2 separate regions of the Homo sapiens genome follow, and region 1 is linked to region 2. A link is a loop called in an ENCODE intact Hi-C map of the cell type or tissue named here. Cell type or tissue: IMR-90. All regions are shown on one strand. Each heading gives the region's core, and the rest is flanking DNA. Links, peaks and the distances in the headings are about the cores only. Region 1 overlaps CASC20 (cancer susceptibility 20). Region 2 overlaps CASC20 (cancer susceptibility 20).

Region 1 (15,582 bases), core at 2,736-10,735, 67 kb before region 2:
TGTGGTATATATACACCATGGAATACTACTCAGCCATAAAAAGGAATGAAATAAAGTCATTTGCAATAACCTGGATGGAATTGGAAACCACTATTCTAAGTGAAGTACCTCAGGAATGGAAAACCAAACATCATATGTTCTCGCTTATAAGTGGGAGCTAACCTATAAGGATGCAAAGGCACGAGAATGATACAATAGTCTTTGGGGACTCGGAGGAAAGCGTGAGAGGAGGGTGGGGCACACAAGACTACACATTGTGCACTGCTCAGGTGATGGGTGCACCAAAATCTCAGAAATTACCACTAAAGAACTTATTCATGTAACCAAACACCACCTGTTCCCCCAACAATTATTGAAATAAAACAAAATAGAACTACCATATAAACCAGCAACCCCATGACTGGGTATATATATGAAAAGGAAATAAAATCTGTATGTCAAAGAGATACCTGCATTCCCATGTTTATCGTAGTACTATTTACCATAGCCAAGATAAAGAATAAGCCTAAGTATCCAACAACAGATGAATGGTTAAAGAAAATGTGGTATATATACAATAGAATACTATTCAGCCTTATAAAAAGAAGAAAATCTTGTCATTTGCAAAAATGTGGATGAACCTGGAAGACATTATGCTAAGTAAAATAAGCCAGACACAAAAAGACAAATGCTGCATAATCTCACTCGTGTGGAATCTAAAAAAATAACGATATCACAGAAGCAGAAAGTAGAACAGTGGTTACCAGAGACTGGGAGAGGGGGAGAATAGGAAAAAGTTGGTTAATAATTCTGCTGTGCAATATAGAACACCAGAATTGATTCCTCCTACTTTAGGTTCTATATTGCACAGCAGAGTGTCTATGGTTAACAGTAAAATGTTGTATATTACAAAATGGCTAGGAGAGAGACTTTTGTATATTCTTGCCACAAAGAAATGATAAATGGATGAGGTGATGGATATACTAACTACTCTGATTGGGACATTAAACAACATAGATGTGTATCAAAACATCAAATCATAACCCATAAATATGTATAGTGAGTCCTCATTTAACATTGTTGGTAAGTTTTTGAATATTGAGACTTTCAGCAAAACAAAGCACAGGAAAACAAAACTCATTTTACCATAGACTGATATAAACAAGAATTAAGTCCCCACAGCATATAGTAAGTTGTTTCATTTAAAGTCACATTTTCCAAGAACCTATCGATGATGTTAAATGAAGACTTACTGTGCAATTAAAATGTATTGATTAAAAATTAAATACTTTTTTTTTAAAAAGGTAAAAATATCTGATGTACTCTTCAGGAAAACAGCAAAGGATAAAGGCTCATAAAGCTATAGAAATTCAGGAAGCGTGGTTTGGTTTGGAGATAAACAAATACATCTGATACAGCAAATATATCATGGATAGAAAACACTCCAACAGACCCATACTTGCATGGATATTTAAAATGTGGCAGAGGTGGATTATGGATTAGTGGTGAATCCACAAACTTTTCAATAAATTGTGCTAGGGAAACTGGATATTCATATGGAGAAAAAGAAATAAAATTTTTCCAATTATTGGAAATATTTACTTCCAATTTGCACCATCCACAAAAAATAAACTCCAGGTGGGTAGATTAAATATGCAATGTGAAAGACACACAGTAATGTTTTCAGATGATAACATGGAAAATATCTTTATTGCTAGTGGCTAAGGAAGAGTTTTTGAAACAAGATAAAATGACACTAATTATATTAATTAGGGTAAGATTGTATAGTAACAAATAGCCAAATTTTGGTGGCTTACAGATAAAAAAGTTTCTTTCTTTCTTTGTAACAATGAGGGAATGGTGTTTGGGTCAATTGTTAATGGGTATAAGCTGAAGACGATGCTTCTTTCTTCATCAGGTAGCTTTCCAAGGATAACCTGGGTGTGGCTGTTTCAGGCCACTAGACAAATAAAAAAGAGCATCGCAGAGCCCAAATATAATAGAAATTTTCTAAGGGCCAGACTTGAGAAAGGCTCATATTACTTCTGTTCACATCCCACTGGAGAGAACTTAGGCACATGGTCTTGCCTAACGGCAAGGTGGTCTGGGAAACTGTAGTGTAGCTCTGCTTCCATGAATAACAGAGAGATTTTGGTGGTCAGTGAACTACTCCACATTAATCATAAAATGAATACATATGCCTATATTAAAGTAACCAGAAAATAAAGAGAGCAAAAGACTAGCCAGCATGTGAGAGAAGTTAAATAAATAATATAAAGAACATATCTGGAATATATGAAAAACTGAGAAATCAATTGAAAAACCAGAAAAACTAATGGAAAAGTGGGCATAAGACTTGAACAAGCACTTCAGAAAAGAAAAAAATCCACCTCATTAGTATTCAGGAAGATACTATTGAATATCACAATGGGTTACCTATTTTTTCTTTCTCTCCCTCTTTCTATTGCTCTATCAATTAGAATAAGAGTATATATACTCAAGCTGATATATATATATATACATATATATAAAACAGTTTTTTATATATATATACATATATATAAAACAGTTTTTTATATATATATACATATATATAAAACAGTTTTTTATATATATACATATATATAAAACAGTTTTTTATATATATACATATATATAAAACAGTTTTTTATATATATATACATATATAAAACAGTTTTTTATATATATATACATATATAAAACAGTTTTTTATATATATACATATATAAAACAGTTTTTTATATATATACATATATAAAACAGTTTTTTATATATATACATATATAAAACAGTTTTTTATATATATACATATATATAAAACAGTTTTTTATATATATACATATATAAAAGTTTTTTATATATATGTATATATACATATATATGTATATATACATATACATATATATATGTGTATATATATATATATATATATATATACTCTCAGATAATATGAAGGGCTGTGAAGAGTGGGGCAATGATAACTCTTACACTGCTAGTGGGAGTGGGAGTTTTTTATACCCACATTGGAAAACAGTTTGACATCATGTAATGTAGTCCAAAATGGGCACACATTATGATCTAGCCATTCTCTTGCTAGGTCTAGATGCTAGGGGAGCTTTTGCACATTTACTGCAAGAGATAATATGAATGTTCACGGTAACATTGTTTGTATTGTTTTGGCTACCAAAGAAAAACATCCCACTTGTCTATTAATAGTAGAATGGATAAATCAATATTGGAATACTATAGAACATAAAAATGAATAAATTCTAGCTACTTAGAGCAATATAAATAAACCTTTCAAACTAATGAATAAGATAGGTAAATCACAAGAAATACAACATAATTCAGGAGAATAAAGCCTACAAAGTTTTCAAAGAAAATAAGTTTAATTCAGGAATTTTATACTTATTTATATCCATTTTGAGTATAAAAAATTGGAAACATAACTTTGAACATGGAAAGACTTATAATTTCCTTTATTATTATAAGGAACCCTGGCCATCAAAGAATTTGGAATACAACTCTCCATGATGTACTGGACTAGGGGTACTCTTAGTTATGCAAGCAAAACACCTAGTTCTCTTTTTCTTAATTTCGGGTTACATGTATGCAAAAATTAAAAAGTAGAAATGCGTAGCATATTGCTAGTTTTTAGAGTACCACATCTCATCTCAGGATAAATTACCTAAATTGGTGCTTCCAACTGAGAATGATGCAATGTTATAATGGTAGGTTCCTTAGAATATGAATGATACATATTTAACAGATTAAAGATTGTCTGATTGCTAATGTTTAATTTCCCAGTTTTGGTGGTGGCAGTCTTTTTTACAGACCTCCTTCAAAAAGACTGGTAATTCTAGTAATTTCTGACAGCTAGAAAATCTTCTAGGGAATTAAATGCCCAAACATTCAGGAGCTGACATACAAGGATGCCTATCTAAAGTGAAGAAGGGTACAGCCACCAAGTCCTTTAGTCCTTGTTTGTCTCAAGAAAACCCTTAACTTGATCCTTACTCCTGAGCATGTGGTTTTTCCCTTGGAAATTATACTGTGCTTGGATGTTTGTTATTTGGGGTGGTATCTGATTTGTATGCAGGGAACAGGAGCAAAGATGCTAGCCTAACTTAGGGGACTTAAGGAATAATGGCCCAGGAAGATCAGTGTGGAATAAATTTTGTACTCCAAAATAGCAAAGATCTATTTAGGGAAACCGGGCTTACTCAACATATCCAGGGGGCATGAGCAAATCTAGAAATAGGAGGTGAAATTCAGAGCTGAGTGGAAGCCAAGAGACCGGGAACAAAGTTGAGAATAAATTGAAGAAGGCCCCGAGTGATGCTGCAAACACAGTTTGTGCCTCTATTGAAGAACAGCTATGCAGAATCATGACCTTTCAGCCTGTCATAAAGTTAAAGGCCAGAGAAGACTTCCAGGAAATTGATATTGGTGGGATATAATTATCCTGATGGGAATAGGAGAAAGCTGTTGCAAAAATTGAGACTCGCAATGATGGTGTCTTGGAATGGAGAGCTGAGATCCTCGATGGGGAGAAGTGGTTTGACTTCAGCTATAGTTTGAAGCAGGCGATGACAGGATTTACTGATGGGTATGAGAAAGGAGAGTCCAGGAGAATTCCATTAGCTGAGACAGGAAAGATTGAGGGAAGAATATTTGAAGTGTCTGGTGGAAATTAGGGGTTTGGTTTTGAATACGTTAAGTTTAGCATGTCTGAAAAACATCTATGTGGAGATGTTTCTTTCAGCAGGAGGCTTAACAAACAACAGCTGTGGTAGCTGTTACTTTTCATCACCTTGACATTCAGTGACATAAATCCCTGAAAGTTGGAACCTGCTAACATGTCTCAGAAGACAGAATCCTTACCCACCAAAAGCTGCTCACATTCAGGTTTCCCTTTCCAAATAAACTCTAATATTCATTCTATTTGGTTCCTTTTTTTGGCTTTGCTTCTCATCCTGAATTCAAACAAGTGACTAATCAGGAAGCTCAAAGACCCTCTATCTCCATTGCTAATTCTATTGGCTCATTCAGTCATTAAACATGTTTACTACGCACTGATTATAAGTGTAAAAAACAGGTCTCAATTGCCCATATAGGTGACCTCAATAATACCCCTTATATTGGCATGTCCTCCTTCTCTTTCTCGGTCTCCCAAACTCCTCACTCCCCTTTGGGGATGTAGGTCTCAGGCTCTACTTTTGTAAGCAGATAATCTGTGCCATTCAAGCAACGGTCAACAATGAACTATAATGAACTATCAAAGCCATAATGGACAGTCCGCTTCACCTGGACATGTGGGGATGGCATTAATGGCAGCCACATAGTGTGTGTCCTTGTCAATCAGATTATTGCTCGCTTTGCGTAGAGCCTCCACTGGCTTCACGTTGTACCCAGGGTTAGATCCATGACCTCCCTCCCAACAATTGCCACTCTCCCATCCACTACAATCTAGCAACACGGACCTGCCTTTGCTTTCTGCTCCTTTAATATGCCCCTTGCTCCCATGTCAGGGCCTCTAGACTTGCTGTTCCCTCTGCCTGGAATGCTTTCCCCTACATCTTTGCATAGCTGATTCATGCTTATCAAAGTCAGCTAAAATGTCAGCATTTTAGAGAAATCTTCTCTGATGTCCTTTACTGAAGGCAGTGGCCTTGTTTTTCTTGTCTGTTGCTGTGTGTTCATTGCTCATCCCAATGCCTAGGTAAGTGTATGTCACCAGATGGCCCTTGTAGCAGGTGCATTTAGAGCTCTGCTCACATCCTCTCAGCACTCACCTCTACATGCTGGAGGTGACTTTGCTGACACCTGCCACTCTCCTTGGGGCTTTTTTGACTGAAGGTACCCACTAGACTCAGGAACAGGGCAAGTCAGAAATGCCAAAGAGTTAATGCTGGAGAAGCAACTCTCAAGCATGGGGGGTTGTGTATAAATACCCTGGCTTCCTTGCCCCTTGGGTAGAGTAACTCTGAGGAATGTATTACGCACTGTCTCCAGGAGTTTTCCAGTTAGATTAAGCTCCAGGTGCCCACAGAGGTAACTTGCCTAAGAACATAATATTTATTCACTTCCTTTTTTTTTTTGCTACCTCATTTTCCCATTCTGCCCAGTGCTTCTTGGGATTGCCTCCCAGTGAATCAACGTGCACTTGGACGCTTTCTCACATCCCTTTGCTTCTGGGAAATCTAGCCTCAGACAACCCTCAATAAATGAAAAAATGTCCAAGTATTTATATTCAAATAGTACTTACTGCCTGGAAGTCACCAGGAGTTTGATTCATAGTGTCATAGTTTTTTCCCCCACATTACACATTCAGTCAGTATGCTTTTTAATTCTGGCTCTCACAGGGAAAGCATACAATAACATATGTTGGGTATGTTGTTTAACGTTCACAGCAAAGACTTACTATGTGCTTTTTGGTTTGAGGATTTTTGAGTAAGTGGTGGAGACATTTTTGATGTCACCCCAAGTTCTGCTGAGCAGAAGTGATAAGAATGTCTCTCTATGAAGCTCCACCAATAGAATGCATTGAGTCAGAAAATTTCATAACCTTCCATAAACAAAGAACAAGGTCCTAAGTGAAGGGAAAACAGGAAGCGATATGAGGAGGAATTTGTTTACCATGATTTCAACAACACTGGAATTTATTTTTATCAAAATGAAACCATGGGTAAGTCAACAAGGCTGGGCAAAGCCCAGAGACTGTGAGGTCCTAGATTCCCAACCGGGACACTATGAACTCAAGGAATTCAAATACATTTTGATTTTTCTAGAAATTGCTCAATGTTTCTCACATGAGTCTCGGTTTCTTTTACTTTTCTTTTTGAATTTCAAATATTTTCTTTTTGAAAACATAACATATCAAAGAGAGTTTTCAAGAACCCAGATTTAAACTTTAAAGCCAAATTTCTGTAAGGTCACCCAACATTTTATCTTACAATGACCAACACCTGGAGTATAAATGATCCCCATCATTGTGCCTCCTTTTGTTAGCCTTGTTAGAGAAGGCAGCAGAGTTCTGAACTAGTTTCTTGTTTCCTTAATGTTTAGACAGGGGACAAAGCCCTCTGTATCTATAGAGGCCAGTGGTCTGGAGACCATGGACAACAAGACATTGTATCTTTGTGTCTTGTGGGAAGCAGGGAGGGTGGAGCAGTGTTGCTGACTTTTTAAGACAAGCTAAAAACCTGGATTTTCCTATAAAATTTCCCCAATTTGAATGTTTTAAAATCATCGTGTAGGCTGGGCATGGTGGTTCACACCTGTAGTCCCAGTACTTTGAGAGGCCGAGGCAGAAGGGTGCCTTGAGCCCAAGAGTTCAAAACCAGCCTGGGCAACATAGTGAGACCTCATCTCTACAAAAAATGAACAATTTAGCTGGGTGTGGTGGCATGCACCTGTAGTCCTAGCTACTCAGGAAGCTGGGGGGAGGATCGCCTTAAGCACAGGAGGTTGAGGCTGCAGAAAGCCAATATCATGCCACTGTATTCCAGCCTGTGCAACAGAGTAAGACTCTATCTCGAAATAATAAAATAAAATAAAATAAAATCACTGTGTAAAAAAAAAGTCTCCATTTTAAAGCTTGATTTTACACTTCTATTTGAAGAACTTGAGGCTACTTTGGCACTATAATAAATGAAAGGGTTCCCCTGTAATGGAAGCACCACCAGAGATCCTGTGCTGAGATTTATTGCCTTGCTATTTAAAGAGTGGTCTCTGGCCAGCTGTATCAGTATCAGCTGGGAACTCATTAGTGACACAGACTCTCAGGCCTATGCAGATCCACTGAATCGGACCCTGCTGTCTAACAAGCTCCCCAGAGGATTCATGTGCACGTTAAAATTTGAGAAACATTGATTGAGTTTGCCTCTTCAGGAAAAAAGAAAAAAATCAGACTCTAAATGCAGAAGCTACAATTTATGTCTCACATGGAGAGAGAGGAAAAAGAATACTATGGAAGTCATAGACACTTATAATTAGTAATAGCTAGCTAAATATTTAAAAAGTGGCTTATTAATAAGGAGTTGCATATTCTCTGTTTGGATATCCAGTTGGTTGTCTATATTCATGGCTTCTGGCATCCATGGATTCAAGGAACCACTGACTGAAAATATTTGGAAAATAAAAAGTATTTGTGCTGAACATGTACAGACTTTTTTTGGTTATTATTCCCTAAACAATATAGTATGACAATTATTTATATAGGATTTGCATTGTATTATGTATTGTAAGTATCTAGAAATTATTTAAAGTAGGGAGGATGTGTGTAGGTTATATGCAAATAATGTTGCATTTTATATAAGGGATTTGAGCATATGCAGGTTTTGTTATCTGCAGTGGGTCTAGAGTCAATGCCCCTACAGGTAGTGAGGAATGACTATATTTAGTCAATTTGTTGAGGCATGCAATTGATTAGGGCAGCCTCTCTCAATATTTTCAGCCAAAGTCTGTATTTCCAGTAATAACAGGATTTTTATATTTGGGTTATGCTGTCAATTACATGTATTAAGAATCTATTTTGTGCATGCTACTGTTCTGAGCACTGGGCCCAGGGATGAATAAGGCACAGCTTCTATCTCAAAGCACTTAGTATCTTGATGACAAGACATGCCCAGAGCAGCCACAGAAGCATAAATAGCATGGGGAATGCAGTACTAGGAGGCTGAGTTGGCCAAGTGCCCAATAATTGATCTTTGTCATGATCATTCAACACAATATTGTACTTACTTTTTTTGATTTGAATATTTATTTGCTTAATATCTGTCTACAATTCCACACTGAAAGCATTATGCCTGCAAGGACCAATATTAATTGAATGATTTGCCCATTGCTTACTTCCATATTTACATATAGCTCTCTACACAGGGAAGGGGAATGTAAAAGAAAAATTATAGGCAACTTTGCATGACATGCTTGAGTCATTTCCTGTTAATGTTTTCTTTCTCTATAAATAATATATGCAAATAAAACTAACTGAATTATTTTACAGAACCCCTGCACTTCTGAGGTTTTACACACTACTCCTCACTTCCTCCAATTCCTCTGTCCCTTAACCCCAGCCCTAGGCAACTTCGAATCTATTTCCTGACCCTAGGGATGTGCCGATTCTAAACATTTAAAATAAATGGAATGATAAAATATGTGGTTCCTTGCGACTGGCTCTTTTCACTTAGCACAATGTTTTGGAAGCTCACTAAATTTTGTTTTCATTCTGCATTTCTTTGAAATAGAAAAAAAGAAACTTAGGCTAAGGAAGATATTAAAATATTACAGAAGTACAAGTGACTCCCAAAGCTTGAGCTACATCATGCTTTTGTTTATAAATGTAGAAACACATGTGTTCCTTCTGTTTCTCTTTCAGCTGTCTTGAACCAAGTTTTTATTGGGTGTTTGGTGGGGCTTATGTGAGAACTGGATGGCCCTAGGAAAAACTGAGAAATGTATGTTTATTTTCCATGCCTCTTCTTTCCAATTTTTATATCCTCCTCTTCTCCTTAGATATCCAATATTCTAATGGTACATCTTTACCCTACAGTATTACATTCTGAAAATGAATGGCAAAGTTAGTTAAACCTGTTAAATAACATTTTAATTCCCATAGCGGGCTTCTATTTTCCCACCTAAAGGAGAGACTAATGGTAAACATTTCAGGAAGACGGGGAAATGGGCAACTATTTTTGGTTAAGAACAATTTTCTAGACATTTGTTGAGAGCTTGTCAGGTGTTAGGCAAGTGCCGTATCAAAGAGGTAAAGTAATGCCCAAGACACACAGCTATTAAGTGGTGAAAGCAGAATTTGAACGGTTCTTCCTGATTACAGAACCTCAGTGCTTAATTATTGTGGTATACAGCCTCCTCGATGCTTGTTAGTCACCCTATAAATTCCTCAGCCAACGACCATTCCATCTTGCCCTTCCTAAAGCAAACACAGTATGTATCATTTGATATTTATTCTGTCTTTTGGCATTCTTTCTAGAGAGGATGTTATCAATTCTGTAAGTTGTAGTTTCTGTTGGTCATTTAAAAATATGAAAGTCAACATTTTGTTTGTAAATTCCCTTTTCTACTTACTAGAAAACTCTAGATCTGAGTTTTCAAGATGTAGTAACCTGTATCTGTATTATATTGCATGGAGAACATAACTACTATCACTAGAGAGGGTTCAGTTCTTTAATTTGATGAAAATGTCAGGCTAAAGTGGAATGAGAACTTATTCAACTTAACAAGCATCCATTGACTTTCTAATCAAGAAATGCTAAAGGGAGTTCTTCAACTTGAAATGTAAACAGGAACATGAAGCATGAGAAAGTATAAAACTCATTGCTAATGGTAAATATATAGACAAATGTAGAATATTCTATTAGTGTAACAGTGGTGGGCAAATCACTTTTAATTCTAGTATACTAATTAAAAGATAAAAGTATTAAATATAGTAATGTTAAGAGATACACAATACAAGTAGATGTAAATTGTGCCATCAATAACGAAGTGTAAAGAGGGCATAATAAGAAGTGTAGAGTTGGATGTGATTGAACTTAAGTTGTTATCAGCTTAAAATAAACTCAACAGGGAAGACAACGGCATGGGAAACCTTTCAGTGTCTCGCTAAGTGGGTGCTAGAAAGGACTTATGGGATTTTAGCTTGTGCTGGGTGATCTTAGGAAGGGTTTAAGGAAGGAGAGCTTTGCTTTTAAGTAGAGGCTGTTGGGAAGCAATTTTATGATTTGGTACAGAGATAGTTCTATGATTGGGTATCTTCATGATCCTATTTAGAAGGCAAAAGAAATGATATGAGGCTAACACTGTTAACTGGTGAAGAATCAGCAGACATTCGTATTAGCCAGGATATAGGAGTATTTAGTCATTATGCTGGCTTGGACAGTATTTATGCTTTTATCTGTGCTTACATGTGTTTATGGAGTGGTCTTGTTTTTTTCTTGATCCATCATGGTCACAGAGTGGATTTATCTGATCTTGGTGTTCTGGGAAATTTTGTATGTGTGACAGGACAGAATAATGACATAGCTGGGGACACAAGGCCAGTTCCTCAACACCAAGGCTGGCTGGCAGGGGCTTTTTCTCTTTCTCACCATGCACTTAGTTTTGCAATGTCAAGAGTTGAGGAGAACTGAGTTTTATTTTAGTCCTTCAATTTATTTGCTACTAGCTGTTTAACTTGAGAAAACTCACACAGTATCAGAGCTTTAGTTTCCTTATACCCATAAGCTTTAGCTTCCTGATAATATGTTTCCTTAAATGGGAATAATAAAAACCACCTTGATGGTTTATTGAAAGGATAAAAGAAAATGTAGGAAAATCTCCCAGCTCTTCACCTTTCAGAAAATATTCCAATTTGATAAATGATTGAGGGAAGATTGTCTCCATTTTTGTACTATTAAGATGTCATTCAATGAAATTGCGTATTTATTGAGGACTTCTGACATAGCAATCTGGGTGTCACGTGGCCGTGCGATAGTTACAGTCCCCAAGGTGGCCTTAGCCATGAGAGTGTATCATGGGTTCATACTGTGCGTTCTTCTCATATGGGAGTCTGGGGCCTACCTACTTCATAGGAAGTGTGCCTCAAAAGTCTCATTTCTCAGATTTCTCCCTTCAGTTCTGTACTGCCCATCTCCACCACCTAAAGGTATAAATCTATGGGTTGTCGTCTTTGTACCTTACATGTCGGTTCTGACATTTGGATGCATATTAGAATCAACTGGAGGGTTTTAAGAAACACTGATGTCTAGATTCCACCCCCAGGGACTCTAACTCACTGATTTTGGCTGAGGGTAGTTAGTCATTGAGATTTTAAAGAGTTTTTCAGATAATTCTAACAGGCAGCAGAGTTTGACAGCCATTGCTATAAACAGTGTTTCTCAAACTTTAATGTACTTATGAGTCATTTAGGGAATCTTGTTAAAATGCAGATTTTTTATTAAATTTAAAATGCAAAATAAAAATTCAGATTCGTAATACATTTAAAAGTTAAAATGCAGGCCTAGGAGTCTGCATTTCTGGCCAACTCCCAGATGATGTCAGTGCTGCTGGTCCAAGGACCACACTTTGAGTAATAAGGCTAGATACATCTGTTCTCACTTAGCCTTGTAGAACAGTCTATAAAATTTGTAATGGTGTGTCAGGTGGGATCTTTTAATGGAATAAGCTAGAGGGAAGGAGGGAGGAATATAGTCATATGGACTTGCACTTCCACTGTCAAAAGAACACATTCAACAGTTGGAATTTGCTATATGTATGTTGAGGATTTGTTACTATAGGTGACAAGACTGTGTGTCTGTACCTATGAAGATCAAATTCTTATATTCCTCGTTGTAATAAGCCTCCTAAAACAACTTCAGTTTCAAAAACAGAAAATATAGTGGGGAGGGAGATGGACAAGATAAGTTTTTATATTACGTCCTATGTTTCACATTTCTACACTTCAACCTAACTATGCTGTAAAAATCCAGAGCTTGACATCCTATTCCCTGCTAAGCTCACCTAACGGGGTTTTAACCAGCAAAAGGATGCCCTCACTACCTGGATAGACATGCAAAGGAAGCACTAGTGCTGTGTGGTGTCTCCTGCTCCCTTTGTAGAGTCTTTGTGAAAGAAGTGTGGGGTAAGAGCTTTGTAATATTTAGGTGCTGTCTGTAAGAAAGGACTTGTTTTACTTTTTAATGGAACTTGGAAGGAAATATAGAGTTGTAGGTGGCTGGATCCATTTCTAGGCTTTGCCAGTCCCCATTCTTACAAAAAAGCATTGACCCATGATGAAGAGCCTTAAGGCACTTACTTGGAGATGCACATGATGATACTAGCTGTGCCTGGGTCATCTTAAGGCCGACTGCACCTTCCTCCAGCTTAAAGAATTTATAAGATGCTTCTTTGGGCATGCCTAGGAAAAGCACAGGCCTTGATTGACCAGGTTAAATGGAGGGGCCTAAGCATTACAGATAATTATGGAAGGAGCTTTAAGGAAAATAAGCTTAGTTGGTGATAAAACAATGATAAATAGAGACTACTAGCTATAAGACGATCTGTCTCTTATGACTGAGAGTTCTAGGAGGACCAGGTAAATTCAGACTTGATACGGTGAAAGGGATTGGATTTGGTTTTCCTAATAGATTCTGGAAATAAAATTAGTGACTTGGTCTTTTTTACTATCTCCTCATCTTAGTTCCTCTCCAGAAAGAAATAGGTGGGACAGAGATGTTAAAGAAGAAGAAACTGTGCTACAGAGAAGGTGGAAACTAAGACATAAGTGGAGATTAGAACTTGGCTGTTTGGCCCCAGGGCTTTTCTCACTAGACTATGATGTAGTATTTCAAGACAGCATGAGTAATGGGCAATGAACATGACAAACTTATGTTGTGCAAGGAGTAACATTTGAGAAGCTTAGGTTCCAGCTGGGCATGGCTTTACTGCCTGCTAATTTTCCCTAGCTAAAAGCACAGCAATTTGTAATAGTTGAATCAGCCCTCTAATCTGAGTCAAACATCAGTTGCTTTCTTTGTATATCTGCTCCCTAGGATCACAAATGCTAGCTTTCATATGGATTTCAAGCTGGGTGAAATGACTTTTTTTGCTTGTAAAGAAGAAATGATGATGGAGGTCTCATCAGGAAGTGATGCAGAAGACTGGGACAGGTGAGTAAGCACCACTGGCAGAGTTAATTCTGGCTGCCATGCAACTCCGTAGTAAGTGTCAGTAGCAAAGCTGAAGTCAAACATTGTTTACTCCTCTGCTAAGGCTCTGCAAATCGGTAAAGATACCCAAATGCACATTCCCTGCATGGTCATCAGAAACATATATTTTTTATTGACAAGGCTTAGCAGATCTTAGCCATTGACTGAAGTGTAATTTAGATGGATGAGCTATTCTGCTGAAGAGTGCTACTAGTCTTCTCTAAGCAGTAGTGCAAAACTGCAGGGACTAGGAAAGGGCTAGATCCGTGCAAAGAAGGAAGGAAACACCTGAAGGCTCGTGATGCAAAAAGTAATTACTATGCTTAACAGGGAGTATCACCCCGCTTATTTACAGTCAGGGTAATTGAAATTTCATGTTTGGCATTTCCCAAGATTTCACAGTGCAGAATCAATCTACCAAAAGCTTTCATGTATACCATATCAATTAATCAGTCGGTATCAGCTTGGTACCTAATATACACTCAATGGTTCAGTCAGACGGACTATATGGACACATACTGAAATCGCTATGAAAATGAAAATTAAAACTTTGGTCCTTTAAAAATAATACAAAATGCTTTTTTCAGGACCCAAAATAAAATAAGTAAAAACCAAAGAAAATGTTCTAAGGAGTTAAAATGGAATGGCAAGGCCTAATTCAATAATCATTAATCCCAGTGAGTTTTAGGCATCTTTAGAATCAGAATATGGTTTTCAAGAGAAATATTAGAAGGAAGGCTAATATTTGAAAAGTGAGATGATTGAAGTAGCCCTGGCAGAGGCAGGGATGGGACTATATCCTAGCATCTTCTCCCCTTCATCTTCACCTTCTTCTCCTATGTACTCTGTTTCCTTTCGTGCATATAGTTCAGCACCATAAGGACCTCTTGATTCTGTGTATGACTTGCAAAGCAGTTTGGGAATGTCTATTTTGGCTTGATTCTTCCATTTAACAAATTGGTAAACTGAGACACAGACTTTGTTTAAAATGACAGGACAAGTTAACAATAGAACCAAGAACAGAGCTCAGGTCTCTAACGCCCAGCCCTGAGAGTCCACGCCCCACGCCAGGTGACTTCCCCTGAAAAAATAGACCAAGGAATAAGAAGCTATATTCCTGGCTGGGCGCAGTGGCTCACGCCTGTATTCCCAGCACTTTGGGAGGCCAAGGTGGGTGGATCACCTGAGGTCAGGAGTTCAAGACTGGCCTGGCCAATGTGGTGAAATCTCGTCTCTACTAAAAATATAAAAATTAGCCAGGCTTAGTGCTGAGTGCCTGTAATCCCAGTTACTTGGGAAGCTGAGGCAGGAGAATCACTTGAACCCAGGAGGCGGAGGTTGCAGTGAGCCGAGATTGCACCATTGCACTCCAGCCTGGGCAACAAGAGTAAAACTCTGTCTCAAAAAAAAAAAAAAAAAAAGGGAATAACTCTTAAGGACTAACCAAATCCTTAAGTTCACTTTGTGTATGGCTCTACATTGATTTCGCCTTGTTAGATGTCTATCTGATTCAAGGACTGCGCTTGATCATGTACCTAATACTTCTCCTCACTCGGAAGTTGATAGAGTACATGATTGTTCTTTGATGTTGTGATTTAACATTTTCTTCCTCTGTCATCTGACTGTCCAAAGTCTCCATTTTAGATTGTAACTCTTGGATGGCTGGCAGAGTGTCTAGCCGTCTAGCAGTTTCTCTTTGTCTCATATACATTTTGGAGTCAGGGTGCTTTTTGAGCATGATGGTAATGATTCTAACCTGACATGCCATGCACTGGGTCTGACTCATGAAGACACAGGAGCTGGGCTGTAACATTTCACCAGGTTTTGTGATGTGGGGTAAAGGAAAGAAGGGATGGGAGGATGACTACTGGAATGC
Region 2 (15,582 bases), core at 2,886-10,885:
TTCCATTATATGTAAGGCTTTGTTAATTCCATTATAAGTATTTTCTTTTTCTTTTTTTTTTTTTTTTTTTTTTTTTTTTGAGAGGGAGTCATGCTCTGTCACCAGGTTGGAGTGCAGTGGCGCGATCTCGGCTCACTGCAACCGCTGCCTCCCGGGTTCAAGCGATTCTCCTGCCTCAGCCTCCCAAGTAGCTGGGACTACAGGTGCATGCCACCATGCCCAGCTAATTTTTGTATTTTTATTAGAGACGGGGGTTTCACCATGTTGGCCAGGATGGTCTCAAACTCCTAACCTCGCGATCCACCCACCTCGGCCTCCCAAAGTGCTAGGATTACAGGCGTGAGGCACTGCACCCAGCCCATCATAAGTATTTTCATGTATCATCATGTATTTTAGAAAATGGTATTATTGACTATATATCAGTTCATTGTGTGCACACATTTTATTTAATTAATTTGCTCTTTTCAGTTATTTAGTTTTCTTTTTTTGTTATTATAAATTTCATAGTAATATATGTCCTTATACATAAATCTGAGTATGAATCTAGGATTATTTACTTAAAATGAATTTCCAGACACAAATTGTGGGGTTAAAGTGGGAGGAGCATTTTTAAAGCTTTTGATATATACCGCTAAATTGTCTTATAGGAATGTATAAATTATGAAACAACCAGCTGTCCATGTGAGACCATGCATTTCCTTATCCAAATGAAGTTAAAGAAATTATTTGTCAGCTTTTTTGGTGGTATGTGGTAACTCCTTTTCCTGATTTGAATGTTTTTCTAGTACTAGTGACTTTTTACAGGTTTTTCTTATGTTTGTTGGTTGAGTTTTTTTTTTTAATGTCTATGCCTATCTTAGTATCTATGCCTATTTTAATTTTTTAATGTCTATGTACTTTCTTTTGGAGCATGTTGTATGATATTTTATAAATAAAAGGTGTTAACTCTGTCATTATAGTGTAAATATATTTCCCAATATGTTTTTAAATTTTCATTTATGATATATAGAAATTTTAACTTTTATATATTAAAAATATCTATATTTAAATGACTTTGTCCAGATGTAGTGACTCATGCCTGTAATCACAGAATTTTGAGAGGCTATGTCAAGAGGATTGCTTGAGGCCAGGAGTTCCTGGCCAGCCTGGACGACACAGTGAGACCCCTATCTCTAAAAAAGTTTTTTTTCAAACAATCCTGCCACCTCAGCTTCCTAAAGTGCTGGGATTACAGGCATGAACCATTGAGCCCAGGTTCTTTGTAATATCTTCCTCCACGTTTTTACGTATCAATCCTGCATTCAAACATTTACTCATTCTGAAACAAATTTTAGTATATGTTATAAGGTATTGATCCAAATTTTTACGTTTATAAATAGTTAACATCTCCAAACCATTTATTGATATTAATTTCACCTTCATCATATTGTAAATTATAGTTTTGATTTTCCTTTTTGACAATGAATTATCTAAGAGGATACTTTAGAATTTTCAAACTTAATAAAAAACTTTTGCATTCAAAGACTGTATTGTCTGTAATTTCTATATTTTGTTACTTTTTGAGTGTCTATTATAATCAAATATAATAGACTGAACTTAAGTTTAGTCAATGTTCAATATAGTTTTACAATGAAGGTTTATACTGCAGCTACGTGGGATAAAGATATACAATGATTCATTTAATTCTATTTATTTTGTTGTTTAACTTATCTGTGATAATAATTCTAATACTTATTTTTTAAATGGTTAAGTTTAACAAACTTTAAATAATTACTTGGTAAGATTTTCATTTGGGGATAATGTCCAAGGTTCTTGCTAGTCTAATGTACCTTAGTAGCACTTTGTTCATTTTCATGGTGTCCACAAATTAAACTATAGTAAAATGTGTGTAGTTATTGACTTACTGTGAATTCTATGGGGGTAAAGTTGATGCCTTCCTGAACCTATTCTGGCACAGGATTCATAGACAATAAACACTTTTAAAATGCAGTTGAATTTCACCCAAGTTAAATCCAATGCAAACCTGCAAGGAGAAATTCCTAAAGAGAGTAAATCCTAGAAATAGTAAAGAAAATCATTGTGTCCTCAATGCCAGACTTATGGTAATTGAGTAGAAAGTGACAGGCTTTCAAATAGGATTCTAATGACTGTTTATCTCTGCAAAGATTTACAAGATACTGTCTACTCCCATAAAGTTGTCCCCTGAAGAACTCAACCTTGACAGTGGATTGAATTTGGTGGCCCTGGGATATGGGATTTCTATTTCTAGAAAAACAGACACTCATCAAGTAAACTACAGGTATACCTTGGAGATACTGCAGGTTTGGTTCCAGGTCACCACAATAAAGTTAATATTGCAATAAAGTGAGTGACACAAATTTTTTGGTTTCCAAGTATACATGAAAATTACATTTACACTCTACTGTAGTCTATCCAGTGTGCAATAGCATGATGTCTAAAAAATACATACCTTAATAAAAAATACATACCTTAATAAAAAATACTTTATTGCTAAAAGAATGCTAACAATTATCCAGTCATACTCTTTGTGTTGGTAGAGGGTCTTGCCTTGATGTTAATGGCTGCTGACTGATCGGGATTGTGGTTGCTGAAGGCTGGAGTGGCTGTGGCAATTCCTTAAAAAAAAGACAGCAATAAAGTTTGCTGCATCAATTGACTCTTTCTTTTACAAAAGATTTCTCTGTAGCATGTGATGTTGTTTGATAGCATTTTAATGACTGCAAAACTTCTTTCAAAATTGGAGTCAGTTCTCTCAAATCCTGCCAGTGCCTTATCAACTAAATGTATGTAATATTCTAAATCCTTTGTTGTCATCTCAACAATATTCATAGAATCTTCACCGGGAGTATATTCCATCTTAAGAGAAGACTTTCTTTGCTCATCCATGAGAAGAAACTCCTTATCAAGGAAAGTTTTTTCATGAGATTGCAGCAATTCAGTCACACCTGAAGGCTCCACTTGTAATTCCAGTCCTGTTGCTATTTCTACCACATCTGCAATTACTTCCTTCACTGAAGTCTTGAACCCCTTGAAGTCATCTATAAAGGTTGGAGTCAACTTCTTCTAAACTCCTGTTAACATTGATATTTTGACCTCCTCCCATGAGTCATGAATGTTCTTAATGGCATCTAGAATGGTGAGTCTTTTTCAGAAGGTTTTCAATTTATTTTGCACAGATCTATCAAAAAAGTCATTATCTATGGCAGCTGTAACCTTAAAAATGTATTTCCTAGATAGTAAGACTTATAAATCAAAATTACTCCTTGATCCATGGGCTACAGAACGGATGCTGTGTTAGCAGACAGGAAAACAACATTCAGCTCCTTGTAAGTCTCCATCAGAGCTCTTGGGTGACCAGATGCATTGTTACTGATTTTGAAACAAATCTTTTTATCTGACCAGTAAATCTCAACAGTGGGTTTAAAATTTTCAGTAAACCATGCTGTAAACAGATGTGCTATCATCTAGGCCTTGTTTCATTTTTAGCACACAGGCAGAGTAGATTGAGTATAATTCTTAAGGGCCCTAGACATTTCAGAATGGTAAATAAACATTGACTTCATCCTAAAGTCACCAGTTGCATTAACCCCTAAGAAGAGAGTCAGCCTGTTCTTTGAAACTTTGAAGCCAGGCCTTGGCTTCTCTCTAGCCATGAAAGTCCCAGATGGCATTTTCTTCAAGACAAGGAGTTTTCATCTCCATTCAAAGTCTGTTTAGTGTAGCCACCTTTATCAATTATCTTCACTAGGTCTTCTCAGTAACTTGCTGTAACTTCTGCATCAGCACTTGCTGCTTCACCTTGCACTTTTATGTTATGGAGACAGCTTCTTTACTTAAGCCTCATGAGCCAAGCTCTGCTAGCTTCCAAGTTCTCTTCTGCAGTTTCTTCACTTCTCTCAGGCTTCCTAGAATTGAAGAGAGTAGAAGTCTTGCTCTGGATTAAGCTCTGGCTTAAGGAAATGTTGTAGCTGGTTTGATCTTTAATCCAGACCACTCAAACTTTCTCCATATCAGCAATAAGGCTTTTTCACTTTGTTATCATTTGTATGTTCACTGGAATAGCACTTTTAATTCCTTCCTTCTTTTCCTTTACATTTACAACTTAGCTAACTGGTATGACCGGCTTAACTTTTGACCTGTCTGGGCTTTTGGTATGTCTTCCTCACTACGCTTAATCATTTCTAGCTTTTGATTTCAAGTGAGAGACTTACAACTCTTCCTTCCACCCGATCACTTAGAGGCCATAGTTGTGTTATTTATTGGCCTAATTTCAGTATTGTTGTGCCTCAGAGAATAAAGAGGCCAGAACAGGAGAGAGATGGAGGAACAGCCTATTGGAGCAGTCAGAACACATACAACATTTATGAATTAAGTTTACTGTCTTCTATAGCTGTGGTTAGTGGTGCCCCAAAAGAATTAAAATAATAACACCAACGCTCACTGATCACAGGTCACAATAAGAGATATAAAAGTAATGAAAAACTTTGAAATATTTTGAGAATTACCAAAATGTAACACAGAGACACAAAGTAGGCACATGCTGTTGGGAAAACAGCACTGATAGGCTTGCTGGATGCTGGGTTGTTAACAAACCTTCAATTTGTAAAAATGCAATATCTGAAAAACATAATAAAGACAAATGCAATAAATTGAGGTGTGCCCGTCTAGTTTGTATAGTATAGAAGATATTGAAATAATCTTCCCAGAAAATCATATATCAATCCAGAAGAGCCAAGAGCCTCCTCTACTCCAGACCATCAAGATTCTGCCAATGTTCTCTGCTAGCTAAGCCCTCATGGGACTTAAAAGATTCGCTTTTGCTCCATGATAAATTTCAGCATAGGAGTTTTAAACTTACATTGGTAACTGCATATCCAGCCTCAGCCTTTCTAGATAAGCAGCTATTCTCCTCTGAGATTTTCCCGTGATGCTCTCAGTGGGACCTACCAACTAGCCCTGCTTTTCTCAGTCTGGGAGTCCTTCCTCTTCCACTCCTTTTGCCTCTCTTCTTTGAGAAACTCTCTTCTTTCTTTTTCCCTGGGTACTTAACATCTAACATTATTTCCTCAAGAGTTTGGGTTTTACAGGGTTAATTTAACACAAATGAATATCTCAATGAATTACCTTATTAAAAGTGCTAGACTCTCATTCTCTCTCTCTAGAAATAAGCTATTTTTTTTTTCAGGGCCTATGTGTGCAACTAAGTGAGATCCTGCTTTGATACCCCAAGGCAGAGTCAGAGCAAGCCTGGCTGAGGCTGTGGTGGCCCTTCTGACCAAATTCAGAGTCAGACTGTTTGCTCTATGGAAGTCTCTTGCCTCTCCCTTCCAGACCTTCCTCTCTTCATTTCTTGCCTAGGTGTGTTAGACCCTTTCCTGCTTTCTTGAATTTTGCTTCACTCTTTTTCCCTCCCTCTGTCTCATGAACCCCAGAAGGAATGAAATTGTGGTCCATGTATGAATTCAATGGGCAGACATATTTGTTTGGTTTCCACTGCGGGGAAAACTGTACAGTGTGCATCTCATTTGAACTCGTGGTCAATATTTAACATTTGGAAATTTCACATAAGAATCCCTATTTCCAACTTCTCTGAAAATTTGAAAGATCTGGCCACACTGGGCCCACATTTGTGGCAAACAATGAGTTGGAGTCCTTATAAAATTATGCTGAGTGAAAGAAACAAGTTACAAAAGACCAGGTATTGTATGATTTCATGTATATGAAATATCCAGAATAGGCAAATCTGTAGAGGTGATGGATTAGTGGTTTCCCAGGGCTGGGCATTTGGAGGGAAATGGGGAGTGACTGCTAAAGGGCACACGGGATTTCTTTTGGGGAATAAGAATGTTCTAAAAGCGATTGTGATAATGGTTACACAAATCTGTCACTATACTAAAAATAATGGAATTGCACATATTAAATGTGTAAATTACATGGTATGTGAATTATATCTCAGCACATGTTTAATTTTTTTTTAAGTGGGTTGTGGTTATGTAGCATGTACCTTCCTTAGGTGGGTACCTGCCATAGTCTCCATAGTTCCATATTGACTGCCCTACACTGGGACCCAGTTAACTTCTTTGATTTTGGCCTCTGTTGGCATTTGACATTTTAGCCTCAGTTCATATTCATGAGCATTTTCCTTTTTCTAGTACCTTTATCATGATAAGTTCCCTTTTCTTATCCTTTTCCTCATGAAAATTACCTTTACTGGTCATCCTAGAGCACATCTCCTATAATATTTTTTGACATGTAGTTATCAAGTTTCTGACAAAGAAATGTATTTCCTTATTAGTAACAATATTGCTATAAAATTATACGTTATCAAACCAAACTGTCTTATAAATACAACCTGGATTCTGGGTTTCATAAACAAACACAGTGCACTATGCCAACCGAAGAATAACAGGAAGTACTTTATGACCCCACATTATCTAACAGTTCTCCCCTAAACATCCCTGTAGCATGACCAGGCAGGAGATGCTACAAGACTGGGAACAGAGCTGCAATCACTGGCATTTTTAAACAGCTTGTTGATGGACTGGGCTTGTGAGAAAACCAACATTACACTGAAACTCTTAGGGATACTTTAAATTGGTGGATTAGATGGTCGCTTGATTAAGTTTGGGTTATGTAAACAGTGGAGTGTTTAGATTTAGGCTTGGCTGTTGGAGTCTAGGCAGCTGTTTGTACTTAAGTCCAGCTAGAAGTCTTGTTAATCAAAGAACTGACTGAATTTCTTTCTTTCTCCCACCCCTGCCTGCTTCTTTTTTTTGTACCTGTGTTGTTTTTCCCCCTGTTCAAACCCTTTGGGCTCAGGACTGTAGGTAGGCAAGGCAGAGCATTTTGAATGTTTCTCTGAGGACCAGGAACTTATTTTTTTGATTACACAGTGATGTGCCCCACAGATCTCCCTCACTGTGAGGCAATCACTTCATTTATCCAAGTTCTACAAAGCCTTTATTATTTCGGTTAGTTCATATTTTTGAAGCTAAGTCATCAGTTTGATGCGTTTGTTGTAAAATGTGGTTTAACAGCTTGTTAGCACATTTATTTTTTTTTTAATGGAATCCAAAGGTATTTCATGCTTGAGCAGCAGTGGATTTAAGAGCCGATGAAAAGCCCCGCGAGCTGGGCGCAGTCAGCACAAAACAATGCGGGGAACATTGTGGAGTCCTACGCAGAGCTACCCCCAGCAGTGGCGTGCGGGTTTCTTGAACTTTAAGTTACGTTTTTTGCTTTTCTTTTTCCCTGACAGTGTCTCATAAATAACCCATGTTGCCTTATGCGTGTTGGTTTCAGATTGTCTAGGATGTACTGGATCATTTGAGCAGTCTGCGTTCATGTGGTTTTTCTCCCCTCTGAAGATGATTCGATTCTGTTTTGTCCACAAAGGGGAGACGTGGATTGCTGTTTTCTGTCCTCCAAGTGTGGCTTTGTAAAGCTGTCTCAGAACTAACGGGTTGGAACTGAAAACTATTATGGAGCTTGGTGAATGTCAGCGAGCCTTTGAAAAGTAAAAGCTGGGAAGCGACAAACTCTTTCCACAGTTCCATCCCAAATACAAACGAGGTCATTTTCTTGGGAGGCAGCAAAAGTGAGCATTCTGTGTTTGACCAAAGACAACCTTTTGGTTGAGGTTTTGATTATCCAGGGATGAAATGGAGGCAAATGGTCTTCTTTGCCTAAATCCAGACCTACCTTTGTACCAGGCTAGGTATTTGTTGGATTGAAAGGAGTGCAGCCCTTGGAGAGCAGTTTCATGGAACTGGAATTGGTAAAAATGGGCTTTCTGATTATATCTTATATATTATTATTAGAATGTATTATTACATATTAGATCTATATTATATCTAATATAGATCTAATATATTAGATTATAATTAGATTATATTAAATTATAATTATATATTAGATCTATATTATTATATCTAAAATGTTTTACCTTACCAGCCTTGCCATTTGCATATCTGTGTTGTCAGTTCATAAACCAGATTACAATGATTTTTTACCATTCAAGTCAGAACTCTTATATTTCATTTATATTCCAGAAAGTAGAGATTAAAGAAAAGTATTGAGAAGAGAAGGCTAATTTCTTCTTACATAATAATATCTGTGGTTCTCAAATTGAAATGACAGCTGATATAGTGCTTAGAGCCTAAATTTTATTTTTATCTATCTCTCTAGAAAGAGATATTGAAACACATAAGGGAAAGAGAGGAGACCATATGTGAAAAATTACCAACTACTTTGCCAGTGATTACCTAACAATGAATGAGATTCACCTTTCCAATCTGCCCACACCTCCAATGTCTCTTTGAGGTTGAGAACATAAATCGTAACCTCTGTGTGAGGCAATCTTACTTTCCTAAAGAAAAAAAAGACCGCTGTTAATGACAGTGGTGCTCGTGTACATAAAGATTACAAAAGCTGGTCTTGGAAGGGACCTTTGTATAAACTACTCCAACTATCTGATTTTGTAGACAACAAAACAGACTAAGAAACTTGTTTCTTACTTTCGTGAATGGGGGGCTTTGAATATTCACATGCAAGTTTTTGTCTGAATACCTGTTTTCAATTCTTTTGAAGTAGGATTGCTCTGCCATATATGCTAATTCTATGTTTAACTTATTGAGGAACCTCCAGATTTTTTCTACAGTGGGTGTACCATTTACATGCCCTCCAGCAATGTATGAGGGTTTCGATTCTCCACATGCTCAGTAATACTTGTTATTTTTCCATTGTTTTATTTATTACAGCCATATAGCCATATCCTAGTGAGTGTGAGGTGGTATCTTATTGTGGTTTTGATTTTCATTTCCTTAGTGACTAGTGATGTTGCGTATCTTTCCACGTACATGTTTATCATCTCTATATATTCTTTAGAGAAATGTCATTCAATCATTTGCCCATTTTTTAATGGAGTTGTTTTCTTTGTTGTTGAGTTGTAAGACTTCCTTATATTTTTTGGATACTAGATCCTTTCCAGATATATGATTTGCAAATATTTTATCCCATTCTGTGGATTGTTTTTTACTCTTTTGATAATGTTTTATAATGCAAAATAATTTTTAATTTTATGAAGTTCAATTTATTTTTTTTTCTGTTGTTGCTTGTGCCTTTGGTGTGATATCTAAGAAACCATTGCTAGATCCAAGGGCTTAAAGATTTATCTCTATGTTTTTTTGCTAAGTGTTTTATGGTTTTAGCTCTTATATTTCAGTCTTTGATTCATTTGAAGTTAATTTGTGCATATAATGTGAGGTAAGGATCTGACTTCACTCTTTTGCATGTGGATATCCATTGTCCCAGCACTGTGGAAGAGACTGTTCTTTCTCCATTGACTGACCTTAGCTCACTTGCCAAAAATCATTTCACCCAGTTATATGAGTTTTTCCTGAACTTTTCATTCCATTCCATTGATTTATATGTCTATACTGCCAGTATGCAGAAATTCAGTTTTGTTTTTCTCTTTATCTGAAGTTATTTAGAAATTATTTTTTAAATTTTAAATTGAAGGGATTTTGTGAGCAATATCTATGTTAAACTAAATTTTTCTTTCACTGGTCAAAGAGAATGCAGATCTGCATATGATCATTTCATTTTCTTTGAAATTCAGCAACTTCATTATGTGTTGCTTGTTTTTCCTGGAACAAGTCTTTTCAAAGCAGCGGATTCATATCCTTCTTTCAAGCAAGTTTTCTTCTATTATATCTTTCTTCATGTTTTGTTTTTTTCTTATTCTCTCCATCAAAGAATTAAATTATGTGTGTATGATATATCTTCTGCTTGTCTCAACTTCCACTATTTTAGAATCTTTGCTCTTGTCTCTTCACTTGTGTGATTTCATCAAGCTTTTCTTGTAGTCACAGTTTTTTGAAAATTGTTTTTTGATACCTTTTCTTGCTTCAAATGTAGATTTCATCCTTGTAATGTATGTGTGTATATCTGTCTATCTGTCTGAACATATTTATAGTGGCTGTTTTGAATTCTTTGTTAAGTCAGACATCTAGGTCCTTTCCCAAGCTATTTCTGCCTTTGTTTTTCTGTGTATGTTCTGTTTCTTTGTATGTCTCTTTTTTTTTTTTTTTTTTTTTTTTGAAAACTGGGTATTTAGATAATATATTTTAGCAACTCTGGATATTGATTCATCCTGCAGGGCATTTTATTTTGATTGTTGTTGTTTGCTTATTTATTTGTTTGATAACATGTCTGGACTATTTTACTGATGTCTATTCCTCCTTCTCTACTGTGAGGCCTCTGATATTCCTCCTTAGAGGGCACAGCCTTGGGTACACACACGGTCACCTGGTGAAAGTTGTTTTACCAGAGCTTTTCTTAACTATCTCTTTCCCTGCTCTCTCTGTTAAGCTATTGGCTTTTATTACTATCATACCCGGCTGTTAGGCATCTCTAATTGCCATCAGATTGCTCTATTGTTATCACCAGTGTCCTGGGACATAGATTAATCCATAGTCTCATCCAATTAAACTTGAATCTCTTTGCAGGGTTAGGTTATAAGCCAGTCTTTGAGGTTTGCTCTGACCACAGTAGGGGACTTCTTGGCTGTTTCCCTAGTTGTCTCTGATAATCTATCTGGCTTATAGTTTAGTGTGTTGCTCTCAAGAAGTTAAAACTTTACAATCAAAGTCTTCCCTGTTTGTGAAAGTGTCCTTAGGTTTGAACTTCCCCATACTCTGTTTTATATAAAGTCAGTTCCTTTGGGGAGAGGTTAGGTGTTCTCTGTTCTTATGGCCTGCCTCTCTCCTTGGGAAATATCTCTGAGCTACTGCTCCAGAGAAGGTGGTGGGGACAATGGCTGTTTCTTCTCTTGGAGTAATATTCCTGATTTAGTAGCAATAAATAGCTGTTAGTCTTCTTAGCTAGCTTCTTGCAATGTGGAACTTCTATCCTGTGAGTGAGCAGGAATGAGGGTGATAGGGTTCCTGGTAACCTCAGCCTGCTGAGCCTGGGGCAGAGCTTCTGTCCTGTGAGTGGGGCCTGGGTGAAAGAAGGGAGCGCGTGACCTCTTGGCTGCACTAGCCTGAAATTTAGCCTCTGTGACATGAAAGTGGGAGAGGATGGGAAATACTGGTAGTCTGGTCCTACTGGGGAGATACAGTAACCCTTTACAGGGAACTGAAGCCTCTGTCATACTGAACTGGGAGTAGGGAAACAGAGAACAGGTCATGGCTCAAGTGCCTCAAATTCTCAGTGTTCTTGCCAAGATTTAGTAGACTTTTAAAATGTTTATTCATTTTCTGCATGCTCTTAAAACAATTTTCAAAAACTTTAAGTTAAAAAATAATAATTTTCACCAATTATGGTTGTTTGGCTAGGGAGAAGATCTGTGGAACTTCTCATGCCTCCATTCTCTCTCTCTATTTTTTTATTCTTTAATCTTTTTAGAAGGCTTACTTTTTACTTCCTCCTGTTATTCGAATATTTATGTTTTGTGCTATTCTTTATTTATAATTTGTCTTACTATGGCAATCTGTTTGTTTGTTTGTTTCCTTAGTTTCTCCTAGGTTGTGTGTGCTTCCTCTGTCTTTGGCTGATATTCCTTCCCTTGTTTTTGCATTGTGGTTTCTGCTCATAAGTCCATAACTGGTTCTTTTCTCTTTGTTACTTATCCTCAGAAGGGTCAGGCTGTTTTCTATTGTGTTTCAGGGGTAGAAAGGAAGTTTGAACAGCTTGAAATTTCTATTTGAATTTGTTTTTTTTTTTTTTTTGAACACTTTACCAAATCTTTTTTTTTTTTTTTTTTAATACTTGGCACAGCCCTCTCCATTTCTGGGTAACTCACAGTAGTACATATTTAGTCACACTCCCTGTGCTGAAACCTAGTGATGACTTTCTCTTCTCCTTCTTGGCCGTGTCTCACCTCCAGCAGTCTCTCTGGGCTCCCAGGATAGGTCATAGACAATTAGAAATGGCATATGTATTTGTCCTTCAACTTCACCTCTCCTGCTGTTCATTGGTTTCAGATTGGGTCCTTTGAGGGACATCATTTGCCTTTTCCCATGCCCGGTCCACAGAGTTTGATTTTACTACTAGCAAAGAACCACAAGACAGGCCTTTCAATATTGTGCCACATTAAGCAGGAAACCTGTCTCCTGATCAGTGTCTGAAGGGTTCTGTGTCAGCTCTAACAGTGTTCTGCTTTGGGATCCAAATAGCTCTGTTTGTAGGCGCATCTACCTTGTAGTTTTCATTTTTGGCAGGTTTCTTTTCCTTATTTCATTGAAAATGAAATTGGTTTTTAAAAAGTCTCTTACTGTTTCTTTTCAGCATATATAATGAAGTAAAAAAATGCTTTTCATCCTCCACGTTTAACCAGATAGCAATTTTATTCATATCTATTTTGATAACTGATGTATTTGATCAATTTTCTAATGTCTTGTTTGTGTTTAAAAATGTACTCCCTTTTTTTTGATGTTTTCTCGTTTCTTTTTATATACTGCCTTTAATATGACTGATAGAGTATTTTTTTTAGTGTTTGAGGTTTATATATACATATGTTTCTTTTCTCTTACACATTTCATCTGAGTTACTTAAGACTTTCTATTGATCTTAGTGTTAATATCAATTATATCTCTTAACAGACAAAGCCTTTAGCAATCTTCCATTATTTTCCCCTTAATCTCTCTCCTATTTTCCATATCTTGTTCAAATCACCTTGTAATTAGAATTTAGATTCACTTGGGAGAAAACTTCAGAGACAGATATTTTGAGTTTGGGTTCTACTGCGTCTAATATGCTTCTTTGAGTAATTCTCTTCACCAACTGCACCAGGTGAAATACTCATGACTCTTACTTGTTTGTTTGTAAATTGAAAATTGGAATACTTCAAAGAAAGTTGTGTTCACAAAATTTGAGTACTCAGATGTTTCTGGGTACTTAAGAGCAAGGAGGTCAATCTCTATCATTTAGGATGAATCTGTAACTTTTGAGACATGCAGCATTACAGCTGGCTGCTTCTTTACAGAGATTCACCTTACTGGCAATACATGTTGAATAAATTAGTAAAAACAAATCAATTGCATAGGAAATTTAAGTCAATACAAATTAAGTGCTTTCTTTCTACATATCTCTTTGCCATAGAACTTAACATTTGGTTCTGCCTATGATTAGATATTTTTCACTATTTTTGATACACAGACATTTTGGTCATTTTTCTTTTTTCTTTTCTTTTTTTTGAGATGGAGTCTCGTTCTGTCACCCAGGCTGAAGTGCAGTGGCATGATCTTGGCTCATTGCAACTTTCACCTCCCAGGTTCAAGTTATTCTCCTGCCTCGGCCTCCCAAGTAGCTGGGATTACAGGCATGCACCACCACACCAGCTAATTTTTTATATTTTTGGTAGAAACAGGGTTTCACCATGTTGGCCAGTCTGGTCTAGAACTCCTGACCTCAAGTGATCCACTCGCCTCGGCCTCCCAAAGTCCTGGGATAACAGGCGTGAGCCACCGCATCCGGCCTTGTAAAAGAGATAAATACTTTCTTTTTTAGCTAATGAGCTTGAGCAAACTAAGCCAGGTGGATAAGATGATAGTCGGGCATAAATTATATAATTCCCTGTAACAAGACAGACCCTGAGAAGGAAATATAAACTCTGCCAGGAGAGGTTATATCATGGAAATAGCCTTGAAATTAGAATTAGGTGATTTGTTATTGGGGCCTAATTCTGGTATTTCCTAACCTTGTATCATTGGATAAGATCTTTCATCACACTAAACCTCTGTTCTAATTTGTAAATTGATGATAATAATATCTAGGTTACAAGGTTACTTTAAAGAGTATGTGAGATAATATTTGTGAAAGCACTGAGCCAGAGACTAATCACTAAATGGTAATTGATCACAAAATTATTAGAAAAGGCCCAGGCACGTACATTGGCACATAAAACTTGTAAAAGTTATAATGTAACAACAAATAAGGATTATTTCTACCTATATGGCTAATTTTATAGTGTATAGATGGGTGGGATGCTAGTTGCCTAAACACCATTTATCTACCCTTTTTCTTTTTCTAATAGGATCTTAATATTATTGGGGATGGCAAAGTACTTAACTGAAATTCTACATTTCACAGTCTCCCTTGCAGATACAGGTGACAAAATCTAAAATGATTGCTATTGGTAGGACTTCTGGAAAATGTTCTGTAGAAGGGGCTGACAAAACTGGGACACGTACCTGTTTTTCCCTAACTCCCTTTCTCCTTTCTGCTGCCTGGAATACAGATGTGATGACTAGAACTACAGTGAAAATGTGATGGTTATGGTCATGTGATGTTGATGGAAGCCAGTGTTAAGTATGGTGAAGCTGAGAGATCGACAAACAAATAAGCAAAAATCCTTGGGTTTCTGAAAATCATTGCTTGATGTACCCCTGGGTTTATTTTACATGACAGAGAAATAAACCTGCATCTTGTTTAAGCTACCATGATTTGTGTTTTCTGTTATTTGTAGCCAAAAATGATCCAAATTGATTTGAGTTTCTTCTGAAACACATACACACAAAAGTGAATTGAGGGTGTTTTTATTATTTAATATCTTTTTAAAAAAATATAACAGATCAAATGGATTTCAGACAGAAGGAGGAATACTTGGCTGCATTGTAAAGAAAATGGTTATTCTAGTTTATGTGAAAATAATTTTTAGTACACATTTGCACTCCAACAATTAGTGTGCACCTCTTCTTCCCTGTTTACATTGCTGCTCATATTTTCTCTTTGTTTAATATTTCCATTTTCTCCATTGACACTCTTTTTCCCAAACAGTTGCTAGAAACTCAAAGTTGGCTGTGTCTTTCCTCTGATTGATCTGTCAGGGTAGTGGACTCCCAGTGGAATTGCAAATTTATAACAACAGCTTCTCCAGACCTTTTCTGTTCAGCTTATGGTTTCCTATGGCTATTGGAGACTGTGAGGCTACAAAATAATGGGGCATTGTGCACGGGACTGCAGTAGAAGTTACACAAGAGCTTACGTGTCTTTACCATGTCCATCCTTTCCCATCGAACAAGGGGAGGACAGCTGTTTCTTGGTGTGTTAAAATTGTCTTCTAAAACTATAAATTTATTATGCTTCTGTGATCTCGTGATCCAGAAACCATCCCTGTTACTGTTTTCTCCACACTTCAGTCAATGTAGAGAGATGATTATTCAAGGCCTGATATATTTTAAAGAGATTGAATGAGTTTCCTTGTCACTATTTACTGAGTATCTACTTCATCCCAAGCTCTGTGATGTGTAATTATGCAGCATAGTTTGGATAATGTACTTTGGGGCTTGCAAAGCTTACTGTCCTTTTATGGACTCATCTTTTCACATCTCTTCAAGTCTTATCTGTTTCATGCATTGTATCTGTTTTATTTAGAGTCAGCTGTTACTAAAAAAATAAAATGAATGAAACAACTGATCTGGAGGAAACAAACACAATACATGAAATAGATAAGACTTGAAGAAATGTGAAAGGATAGTGATTCCAAAAAAGAATAGTAGAGATTAAAAAGAATTTTTGAAAATGAAAAGCTAAAAATCCCCTAAACTTCCTTATCAA

Evidence for each region. A loop is a pair of places that touch in the nucleus more often than their neighbours do. Peaks named below come from ENCODE experiments on the same cell type or tissue, not always from the same donor. Only the 100,000 strongest peaks of a DNase experiment are listed, where the experiment ranks them.
Region 1: a loop joins it to region 2, with 4 times the contacts of the local background. A loop is called at or near these places in 3 of 110 quality-filtered maps.

Annotation. Positions count from the first base shown.
Region 1 is chr20:6,459,989-6,475,570 of GRCh38, forward strand. It overlaps CASC20 (cancer susceptibility 20), which reads left to right. Exons shown (of 4, transcript NR_109953.1): 3 at 13,551-13,667. Among named protein-coding and RNA genes, the nearest start is that of CASC20, 41 kb to the left of the region's middle. In IMR-90, for the core only: no CTCF peak of the experiment used is centred there; no DNase peak of the experiment used is centred there; H3K27ac peaks cover 902 bases.
Region 2 is chr20:6,526,947-6,542,528 of GRCh38, forward strand. It overlaps CASC20 (cancer susceptibility 20), which reads left to right. Exons shown (of 4, transcript NR_109953.1): 4 at 248-1,513. Among named protein-coding and RNA genes, the nearest start is that of CASC20, 110 kb to the left of the region's middle. In IMR-90, for the core only: a CTCF peak has its summit at 7,383; DNase peaks (open chromatin) are centred at 6,645 and 7,115; H3K4me3 peaks cover 1,378 bases; H3K27ac peaks cover 1,295 bases.